Regions from separate parts of the Homo sapiens genome. Here region 2 is linked to region 1. Evidence: chromatin loops called from intact Hi-C (ENCODE). Cell type or tissue: PC-3. All regions are shown on one strand. Links, peaks and the distances in the headings refer to the core of each region. The heading gives the core; the rest is flanking DNA.

Region 1 (5,449 bases), core at 1,631-4,130:
AGGGTTAAAAAATCTCCAGGTAATTTGCAAACCAAAGGTTACCATGTTCATGTTTGTGTTTTGTAAAGATGTTTCTTCTTTAGCTCCGGCCTATGATTATCTCCTTGAGAATGGATCTACTTTCTATCAGTTGACATACACAGTTCACAAAGAAAAGACTTACTAAATTAGATTATGTAGAATATGAAGCACCAATTAAAAGCAGAACACAGAACAAACAGAAGTGTTGAGTGCAATGTATGCCAATTTTTAAAAATATAGCCAGTGTTGTCACCACTAGATACCTATTGGTTCAGTAGGGTTGGTAAACTTTTAAGGACTGGCAGGTTTTTAAAACCTTTAGCAATGTAATGCTAAGAGATGCTGTCTTTGAGGACTTTCAGATGAATCCTGGAGTGGAAGGTTCCTTTGGCTCTGCCTCTTGGAGGAATTGTCAGGTAGGAAAAGAGGAAGAAACTTGTTCTGGAACAATTTCAAAAGGGGCCATGTGTCCAGACTGGGGACAGAGAACCTTATCTGATTCAGGCTGTACCCTTGACATGAGGCAAAGAGCAGGTCTCTGGAGTCAGACAGCCATCGGCGGGGAATCTCAGCTCTTTTGCTTGCTGGCTAAGAACATTTCTCTGTGCCTCTGTCTCAGATACTCACCACAGCCTACCACTTGGGGCTATTGTGAGAATTAAATATAAGTTAATGTGTATCCAACAATTAGACTCATGCCTGCACCTACTAGATTCTTCTTAAATATTGGCTATTATCATACTGTGTGATTTCCATTATAAACTTAATGAGGCACCTGGCACATAATTAGATGCAGTAAACATTCATTTCCTTTCTCATTCAATACTGAGAAAATAGACATGGAGTGACGGGTATGATGGAAAGAATGTAGTTCAGGAGTCAGGGGCTTGGTGTAGATGGTCTATTGATGATCCGCCCAGCTCTGAATCTTTGTCCCTCCAAGCAGAGCCAGGGATCTGCCTATGGTGTGTGACTCTGGTTATTACTGTGCTGAGCCCCCTGCCCTGCGCATGGAGATGCACAAGCAAACCCCACATCTTGGAAAACTGCATCCTCTTCGAGGCCAGGAAACTGCTCTGTGCCACCCTGTTTCCCAGGGGCCCCAAATAGTCTTCCTCCATTCAAATGCATTTGCATGTCCTCCAAGTCTGACTGAGGCTAGAGGGGATTTCTTGTAATCCGTGGCACATTTCTTTTGATTTGAAACTCTCTCTCTCTTCATCTTTACCAGGGTCCCAAGAGGTGAAAAGTCCACTTTAGTAGGTGCCAGGTTCAGGAATTCTCACAATCCTCTTAGGCTCTGAAGAGCCCTGAGATTTCTCTGTTAGTACAATGGCCTGATTGTGCCGCCCCGTCGCAGTCCATTGACAGGTCGTCAGGCCAGCTAAAAGCTCATCTTAAACAACTACCTCCAAGCTTAAATCCAAACACCACAGCTGCACTTCTGGAACCAGGTTTGTTTTCCCAGAATATCAGTTACAGCATTTTAAAAATGAGCAACCTCATTATCAACAGTGTTTCTGAGAAGCAAGCATTCTTGTAGAAAATGCCAGCTCTGCAGGGCTGGCAGGAGCTACACGGCACACACATTCTCTTGCCCGCCACCCCCAGCCTCAGGCATCACTCAGCCAAACCCACGAGTGCAGTTTAGCAAAAATGAACACCAGAACTTCATTCCTATAAAGGAGCGAGGTTCCTGGGTGCCGGAAGAAGGGAGTGAGATTTCCTTCCTCAGAGGTCCTGGAGAACAGGAGAGAAGCTTGTTCCCGTAAAGAGTCAGCCTCACTTTACCAGAGGGAATCTTGGATTTGAACCTGGGTTTTATTTCCCAGCTTTGGCATCTACTAGTCGTGTAATCTTCAACAAATACTGAAATTTTCCCAGCCTCAATTTTTTTTGTCTGCTAAATAGCGGTAATTATTTCAAAGATCAAATGAAATTATACACAGGAAAAAGACTTGCAAATTAGAAGGCCTTTAACATTTAAAAAGAAGTATCTTATTCCTCTTAATATGATCTGTTCTTCTTTTATACATACATGTGTATGTGTCTGAACTAATCAGGCTGCTGTAACAGGAGACCATTGACTGGTTGGCTTAAGCAACAGACATGTATTTCTCACAGTTCTGTAAGATGGAAGTCTGGGATCAAGGTACCAGGCTGTTCGGGTTCTGGTGAAGGCCCTCTTCCTGGCTATGTCCTGGCATAGCTGAGAGCAGACAGAAAAGAAGCAAGCTCTCTCCTGTCTCTTAGAAGGACACTAATCCCATCAGGAGCACTCCACTCTCATGACCTAATTACCTCTCAAAGGCCCTGTCTCCAAATACCATCACATTGGGGGTCAGGGTGATCATAGAGCAGCATGTAGCTTACCTCTCTTCAGTTAAACCGCAAACCCTTAAGAGTTTTGGAGGACAACAGTTAATTCAAAATAAGTTCAAAACACTGCTCTTGACACAATGCGAGGCACAGAGCAGACATGAAATAAAAGTATGGAGGAATTATTAAATATTATTCATTATCTATTTAAGAATGCAGGAAATTATGTAACATATTGTTTTTTTAAAAAATCCAAGTATACTTATATCTACACACAGATATAGACGTATCGTGTGTATGTGCGTATGTTTCTTTACCTGCAAAGTGTAAATATCTCTTTCCAGAAGACTCAGCTCTCAATGATTTGTTTGTGTTTGAGGCAGCTTGGTGGCTTATGGAGAGCATGGAATCTGCACTGAGAGATACTTCCATTCAAAAGACCTGCTTCTTACTCGTGCTGACTTGAGGCACATTACCTAACCTCTCTGAGCTTTGAATACATCCGTAAATTGAGTCAATGCCTCCCTCACCAGGTTGTGGTGAGGATGGAATGAGATAGCACATGCAAGGCATTTGTCATCATGCCTGGCCCTCATTACTCACTCAATACAAAGCTGTCATCCTACCAACATGACAAATGGGGGAAGAGGAGGGAAGAGAGTGACAGACATGTGGTTTGGATGGCTCATGCAACAGGCGTCCGGGGGTGACGGGTAATGCACTTTGAAGGTCCCTATAATAATATAACCCAGCTCCATGCAGAAGTAAGCCCAAAGGAACAGAGGGTCAAATTAGAGTTTTGAGGCTGAGTATATGTCTCCATTCTAATGAAAAACCTACGGTCAACCAAGGTTGATCTTTTAGAAGACACTTTAAGAGCCTGTCCAGCACTTTGGGAGGCCAAGGCGGGTGGATCACGAGGTCAGGAGATCGAGACCATCCTGTCTAACACGGTGAAACCCCATCTCTACTAAAAATACACAAAATTAGCTGGGTATGGTGGCCCACGCCTGTGGTCCCAGCTACTCAGGAGGCTGAGGCAGGAGAATTGCTTGAACCCAGGAGGCGGAGGTTGCGGTGAGCCGAGATTGCGCCACTGCACTCCAGCCTAGGTGACAGAGCAAGACTCCCTCTCAAAGAAAAAAAAAAAAAGAGTCTGTCCAAGGAGAGGTTCTGACTTACAGTCTCTGGGCAAGTCAGGAAGTGGGAAGTGGGAAATGGGAAACACATCATAAACATCTCTTTCTCCATTCTTTTCTTAGGTGATAACACCGTCTATGTGCTGATGACTGCCAATGTATGCCAAATTTATATATCCACCCTGAAAATGTCTCCAAAACTTTAGGCTTATAAATGCAGCTGCCTCATCTATATTTCTTGTATATCTATTATATATATACACACACACAGCTCAACTTAAAAGTGCAAAAGTCAGTTTTTGGTCTTTCTCCATCTCCTCCTTTATAACTTTCTCTTAATATTCCTTGGATTTCAAGACTGATTCCATGCATTATTGCACCACCTTTTTTTCCCCTAAGTAAGCAATAATAGCACAATGTACTAGGCTCCAGGGACTGTTCTAAGTAACGGGAAGATAGAATAAAATAAGAGACTATCACTGCCCTCAAAGGGCTCACTAAGTAGTAGGGGAATCAGCACATTGTCCTGAAAGTCTCAATGTTGTAATGCTGTAGAACAGAACAGGGAGATAGATGTTTCCATGGAATGATACTGAAGAGATGACATTTTTAGCTGCTTCTTGAAGGATGATAAGGAGGTTACTATTCGATGGGTATTGTACCATTACTGTCCCCACTCAGTTAACCTCCATGTATTTAAGAGAATTATACACACACATCCCATAGATCGGCTTTTGCTATATGACTTGCATTTGCCAATGGAAAGTGAGCAAAAGTTACGTGGGCTACATCTGAGCAGAAACTTTCAAAAACATCATCAGGTTACACAGCTCATTTCCTTCTTTTGCAAGGGCAGTGTGTTCCAGGGAGGGATTTCTCCTCCAGCCCAGATCTCAAAATGAAGAAGACTCAACAACCAGGACTTAGGACAAACGAATATGTAGCCCAGGGAACTTTAGCCTATTGTTCCACCATTAGTATGCATCCGCTGACTCCTTGTATTAGTTTCTCTTCCACCAAGAAGAGAGTGGAAGTGATGTATGTGTTTGTGCACAATCGGACATATGTGAATAAGGAGAACATTTTGCTTCCCAAAATCTTTCTTAAGCCTTGATAAACCATTCTATTTGGAGAGTAAGATCCCAACAAAAAATTCAGACCCTAAAAGATGGTCTCTAGACTCTTTCTATGACAATAGAAATGGGATTTTCTTCATTCCTTGGAGAGAGAAGGATGCAGAGATAAAAGGAGCTTTTCAACATCCAAGTCTTCAGTAGAGTGAACTAAAAATAAAATGCTAGGTATGAGAATTTTTTTTTCTAAGAAATTGTGAAGCAGTGACATTTCAAGTTTGGGTTGGTGTGGAGTGAAGCAAGTAGGACGCAGCCAGAGGTGAACCAGGGGAGAAGACTGTTAGGACGCAAGCCCCAAGACAATGACAGATGTTACACAGGAGCTTTGGACTTTGTGGGGAGTTTAAATCAACTTTACCTAAACATGATTAGCACAAGCCCAGATCCAGGCAACTTGGGCCAAGTACCTCAGAGGGCTTCTCTCTGGCTGTCCTCAGGATGTCCCTTTCCATGGGGTTAGGAATGTGCTCAGTCTGGTGGTGTGTGCATCTGGAACTCATGCCCTGCCAGGTTCATGGGCCATTGGCATCCCCTGTCCAGATGGTTCCAATCTGGCTTTCTAGGCCTGTGCAGGACTCTCACCTAGGTTCTTCCTCCGGATGGTGGACCACTCCACCGAGGAGCTTTGTTTGTGGGGATGTGGATAGAAATTGAGTGTCCGGACCCTCATATGTCCACATTCCTACTTGTGAGCTGGTCCTGGTGCTGATAGAGTCAGGTGGGAAGAGAAGGGGGCTTGATCAACAACCTCCATTGGCACTCATACCCCAGGCCCTGAAATCTTGGAGGAAGGCTTATCTCTGAAGGGCAGGGAGGCCCCAGCTGACATCTTATGTA
Region 2 (5,449 bases), core at 1,276-3,775, 300 kb after region 1:
CCATGCATACCACACACCAGTTCACACCACATGCACCAGTTTACAAACCATACACACCCATACATACCACACATCACACACCACACCAGTTCATACCAGTTCACAAACCACACATATCAGTTCACACACTACACACACCCATGCATACCATACCACACACACCAGTTCACACATCACATGCACCGATGCATACCACACACCACACACCAGTTCACACACCACCCGCAACACACACCATACGCACTCATACATATCACTTACCAGTTCACATACCACACATACCCATACCTACCATACCCCAGTTATGCCAGTTACCCACATACACACCATATGCCACACACACCAGTTCACAAACTACACACATCCATACATACCACAGACCACACATACCGGTTCACAAACCACACCCACCAGGCAGTACAAATGCAGGTTTGTTACCTGGGTATGTTGTGTGGGTATATCATGCATATATTGGGTATGTTGTTACCTGGGTATGTTACCAGTGTCTATTGTTGCTATCTTTTTTTTTTTTTTTTTTTTTTTTTGGAGACAGAGTCTCACTCTGTTGCCCAGGCTGGAATGCAGTGGCACCTTCTTGGCTTACTGCAATCTCTGCCTCCCAGGTTCAAGAAATTCTCCCACCTCAGCCTCCTGAGTAGCTGGGATTTCAGGTGTGTGCCACCACACCCAGCTAATTTTTATATTTTTAGTAGAGATGGGCTTTCACCATGTTGGCTAGGCTGGTGTCAAACTCCTGACCTCATATGATCCACCCGCCTCAGCCTCCCCAAGTGCTGGGATTACAGGCATCAGCACCGTGCCTGGCCTATTGTTGCCATCTTTATGTCCACGAGTACCTGATGTTTAGTTCCCACTTATAAGTGAGAACATGTGGTATGTGGTTTTCTGTTCCTGTGTTAATTTGCTTTGGATAATGGCCTCCCTCTGCATCCATGTTGCTGTACAGGACGTGATTTCCTTCTTTTTCATGGCTGCATAGTATTCCATGGTATATATGTACCACATTTTCTTTATCCAATCTATTGTTGGTGGGCACCTACGTTGATTCCATGAACCGTGCTATTGTGAATAGTGCTATGATGAACATGTGAGTGCATATGTCTTTTTGGTTGAACAATTTGTTTTCTTTTAGGTACATACCCAGTCACGGGATTGCTGGGTCAAATGGTAGTTCTGTTTAAGTTCTTTGAGAAATCTCCAAACTTCTTTCCACAGTGGCTGAACTAATTTAAATTCTCAAGAATATATAAGTGTTCTCTTTTCTCTGCAGCCTCACCAACATCTGTTGGTTTTGACTTTTTAATAATGGCCATTCTAACTGGTGTGAGATGATATCTCACTGTGATTTTGGTTTGCATTTTTCTGATAATTAGTGATGATGAACATTTTTCCATATGTTTGTTGGCGGCTTGCATGTCTTCTTTTGAGAAGTGTCTATTCATATCTTTTGCCATAGGTACTTTTTAAAAACAGGAATGAAACAAAGTGTGTCAATTTAAAGTTGTTTTAAAGGAAATATTAGGTTAAAAATTCGGTAAATAAAAAAGATTAGGTAAATAAAAGCACGGGTGGTACAGGAATATGGCAAAAACCGAGAGATTGGTATGAAAATGACTGATGCTGGAAAACCCTCCCTGACCTACCAAGACACCCCTAACAACTAGAAGACCTTCCTCACAGGGAGCTGAATTTGCCCCAGATAGCTTCCACCGTCTAAGCTCTGTGTGTTTCTTGGGAGGCAGGGCACAGGTCTGGTCTTCCATAGGCAGTTTCTTCAAATACTCAAAGCCCGAAGAGGCCATGAAATCCCTCCCCTTTCCCATACTCAGCCTTTCCAGCTCCTCTGGCAGTCTGCAGCATGCCAGATGACCAAACCCTCTCTCCATTGTCCCTGCCCCACGTTAATGTTTGACCAGAACAGACTATCATCCTACTTTCGGGTTGTACCAGTCAAATTGTGGGGATGGAGGCAGCTCCCGCCACCTTAGCATCCAGGTCACAGCAAAGTTCAAGGAACTTATGGTAAAGATCAATCACACTTATGGCACTGCCAACAGAAGCACATGCTTGTGGAAAATAGCGTAAAAGAATTTTAAGGAGGAGAGCTGGGCTCTGAATTACACCGGAGGCAGAGCGTCTGGACAGTTTTCATCAGAAGCCACGTCCTAGAGGTAGCGAGCTGTAAACAGTCGTTAAAAGCAACGGAGGAATGTGTTAGGGTGGGCCCAGGAAGGTGTCAGGCCACGGCGGGCACGTGAGGGAATGGGCACAGCCTTCATTGTAGGCACAGAAGCTGGAGCCAGCGGGAGGAGGCAAGCGGGCAACCGAACAGAATGGTGAGTTGTCCTGCCGAGGATCACCAGATCCCGGATCAAGAATCCCTGGCAGGATTTTCATGACTACGGATCCCCAGGTGCCACAGGGACCAGTTGATTCAAAAGAGCTTGTGGAACATTAGTAAACATTTTGCTTGTTTATTGTTTTTTTTTTTTTTCTGTTAACTCCCTTGATGACTTAATGTGTGGTCAGAGTTGAGACTAAGCAGTTACAGAGTGTAGAATGCTGGATATATAATGAAATCTGGGTGAACTAAACAGATGTGATCCCTGCCCTCATAGAGCCTTAGAGCCTGGGCGAAGAGATAAACATTAAACACAAAATAAACACACAATTACACATTGTGGTTTGGGTTACAAAGGAAAAGAATGGGGTGGAGGTCGTGTGTGTTACAGCAAATGGGGCATCTTTCCAATTTCTGGGAGAAGACACTCAACGGCTATAAACACCATAGAATTCAGCTCCATGAAATCAGCTATATAAATTGTGACTAATGCTTCCGTGTGTTGTGCAATGGTATAAACATTGCAAAATATAATCAAGATTAAAAATTTTAAAAATAAAATACCAAGCACTATCTCTGTTTGCCCTCTCTGTGTTGTAGACACACGGTGCTAGAGAAGGTCTCACCCCTAAAGCAAAAAAGGGCATTTTGACTCTAAACTTCAGAGAAGCATGGAGGACTGGGGCAGAAACCATAATGAGGATGTAAGAGAGTCTTTGAGAAAGATGCAGCAGGATCTGGTTCAGCCTGGAGAAGAGGAGGCTGGGAGGGCAGATGGGAGGGGATGTCCAAACATATCCTGAGTTTTCTTATACCGAGAAAGAAAGATGAGTTTCAGCTTCTTCAAGAATTGTACATGGCCATGTGCGGTGGCTCACATCTGTAATCCAAGCACTTTGGGAGGCTGAGGAGAAAGGATCATTTGAGTCCATGAGTTCGAGACCAGCCAGGGCAACGTAGTGAGATCTGTCTTTGCCAAAAATTTTAAAAATTAGCTAGTTGTGGTTGTGCATGCCTGTAGTCCCAACTACTTGGGAGGCTGTGAAGTGGGAGGATCACTTAAGCCTGGGAGGTTGAGGCTGCAGTTAGCTGCGATTGTACCACTGCACTCTAGCCTGGGTGACAGAGCATGGCCCTGACCCAAAAGGAAAAAAAAAATTATACAGTATTTGGGTGAATCGTTTATCATTTAAACCATAGAGTGTTGGGGATTTGGAAATTAGTGTTCAGGGGAGAAACCGGAGGGACAGAATGGGAATTAATATATAGTAATATCAATAGCTATAGACTTTTTAAAAATTACGTGTCCTACCAGGGTACTTTTACCTTCCTTGAACCACAATTTTGTCATCCATAAAATTCAAGCGGTGCTCCTGGCTCCCTGTGGGTATTTTGTGAAGCTGTGTCGCATGCTTGCAGGGTGCCAAGCACTGTGCCTACTTCCCTGGGCCTCACTGGGAAAGGAAGCTGTCACCAGTCAAGCATCTGCCGTGGACCAGGCACTGTGTTTGGAATTTTAGAAACGTTATCTGTTTGATTCCTCACAACAAGCTCAATACTTGGAGCTAGGTATTATTTTTTTCATTTTCAGATGAGAAAAACCGAAGCTCAGGGAACATTTCCAAGACCAAGAGCTGAGAACGCTGCGGAGCTGAAATTTAAATCCAGTTTGTCAGACCCCCCCAATCCGGTTTGTCAGCCGCCCCCCATCCCCAAATGAGAATGTGAGAGGGAACAGAGTGGGTGGGGGGAGTGGAGTGAAGCCAGGAGAGGTGAAGGAGAGGGAGAAAGAGTAAAGAAGAAAGAGAAACAGGATGTGAGAAATCGAGACTGAGAGACAGAGAAACTGCGGGAGAGAAAGAGAGAGCGTGAGATAATGAAGCAGAGAAAGACAAGGGTGAGGAGAGGGTGGGGAGGGGACAGAGGGAGGGAGAGCCTGCCAGTAGGTGATGGGCAAAGTCTGGAATTTCTCTGCTTCACTGAGGCTTTAGTGAAATGACCCCCTTTGTCTGCTGACGCATCTGCTTTTACAGTTCAGGGTGTTCCCCACGTTTCCTGAAGCCACGGCCCTCCCCTGTGGTGTCCTACTTGCTCCTCTGTTCCCAGCCTTTCCCAGGTCCCTAGGTTTGAGCGAAGCTTGCACTCCGGATGCCTCTGGTTTGCTCAGACAATAGCTTAATTGCCATTTAAGAGAACTGATGCAACTGACCTTTAACACGCATTGGTTACATGACATCCGAAAAGAGACAATAGAGACTTCCTTTTGTGAATGACAAATTCTTACAGCAATTACTTCAAGAAGGAACCATGGGCAGATGGGCCTTAGCCACAGGCCGAAGGGATGGGGCCAGCTCTGTGGATTGTCTTCCTCTAGGGGCTGGCTGGAGTTTTTGGGTGATTCCCTGGGGTCCTTAGGGTCCCCTGACCTTGAGTGAATCTTCTCTTACAGAAAAGAAAGTGGCCAGAGACTCCTACATGATTTGCCCTTTTGAAGGTTTCAGAGCAGCCCCCAGGTTACCAGCTCCTGCTTCCTGGAGCTGCCTCTAGAGGAAGATAGCACTCTCTCCACTCCTTATGAGCTGGGTCATGGAAATGGCCCCCTGCATATGGAGAAGTATTTTATCATTGACATCGTTAGAATTGATGACTCTTTTTAAATCCTTTACAGACATTGTCCCCTCGTCCTGCCATGGCCCATATCCCAGGAGGACCTGTCACCATCCTCCACCTTGGTGAGACATTGCCCAAGTTAATGGGCCCAACAATAGGGTCAGACTACATTGCTGCTCCATTTCCAAGAAATTCTCCACGTGCAACATCACATTTCCTGTAACTCCAGTGCCTCAGGTCTCGACTCAAAGGTCACCTCTTCAGAGAGGCCCCTCCTAATGAACTTCCTAAGGTGACCCCATTCATTCCTTTTCCCAGGTTCTCTGAGGCCTGTCGCTCTCTTATATTGTCTTTGCAGCACTCACCCTGACTTGCTGTTCTCTTATTCCCACAGCCCAGGCTATCCTATGGATGCACTCCTCCCACCATCTGCTCTCCCAAGCTCTGCTGAAACCCCCCTGCCTAGAACAATTTGCT

The links. A loop is a pair of places that touch in the nucleus more often than their neighbours do. Peaks named below come from ENCODE experiments on the same cell type or tissue, not always from the same donor. Only the 100,000 strongest peaks of a DNase experiment are listed, where the experiment ranks them.
Region 2: it touches region 1 in a loop (3-fold over the local background); 1 of 110 quality-filtered maps calls a loop at or near these places.

The regions. Positions count from the first base shown.
Region 1 is chr2:217,368,061-217,373,509 of GRCh38, reverse strand. The region is part of intron 8 of DIRC3 (disrupted in renal carcinoma 3); the gene reads left to right. Among named protein-coding and RNA genes, the nearest start is that of DIRC3-AS1, 88 kb to the right of the region's middle. RefSeq lists an enhancer at 2,315-3,514. In PC-3, for the core only: a CTCF peak has its summit at 2,852; a DNase peak (open chromatin) is centred at 2,859; H3K27ac peaks cover 726 bases.
Region 2 is chr2:217,063,519-217,068,967 of GRCh38, reverse strand. It overlaps LOC105373873 (a long non-coding RNA gene), which reads left to right and starts at 2,053. Exons shown (of 4, transcript XR_923877.3): 1 at 2,053-2,357; 2 at 3,954-4,052; 3 at 5,031-5,264; 4 at 5,367-5,449. RefSeq lists an enhancer at 3,646-4,845. In PC-3, for the core only: no CTCF peak of the experiment used is centred there; a DNase peak (open chromatin) is centred at 2,737; H3K27ac peaks cover 1,542 bases.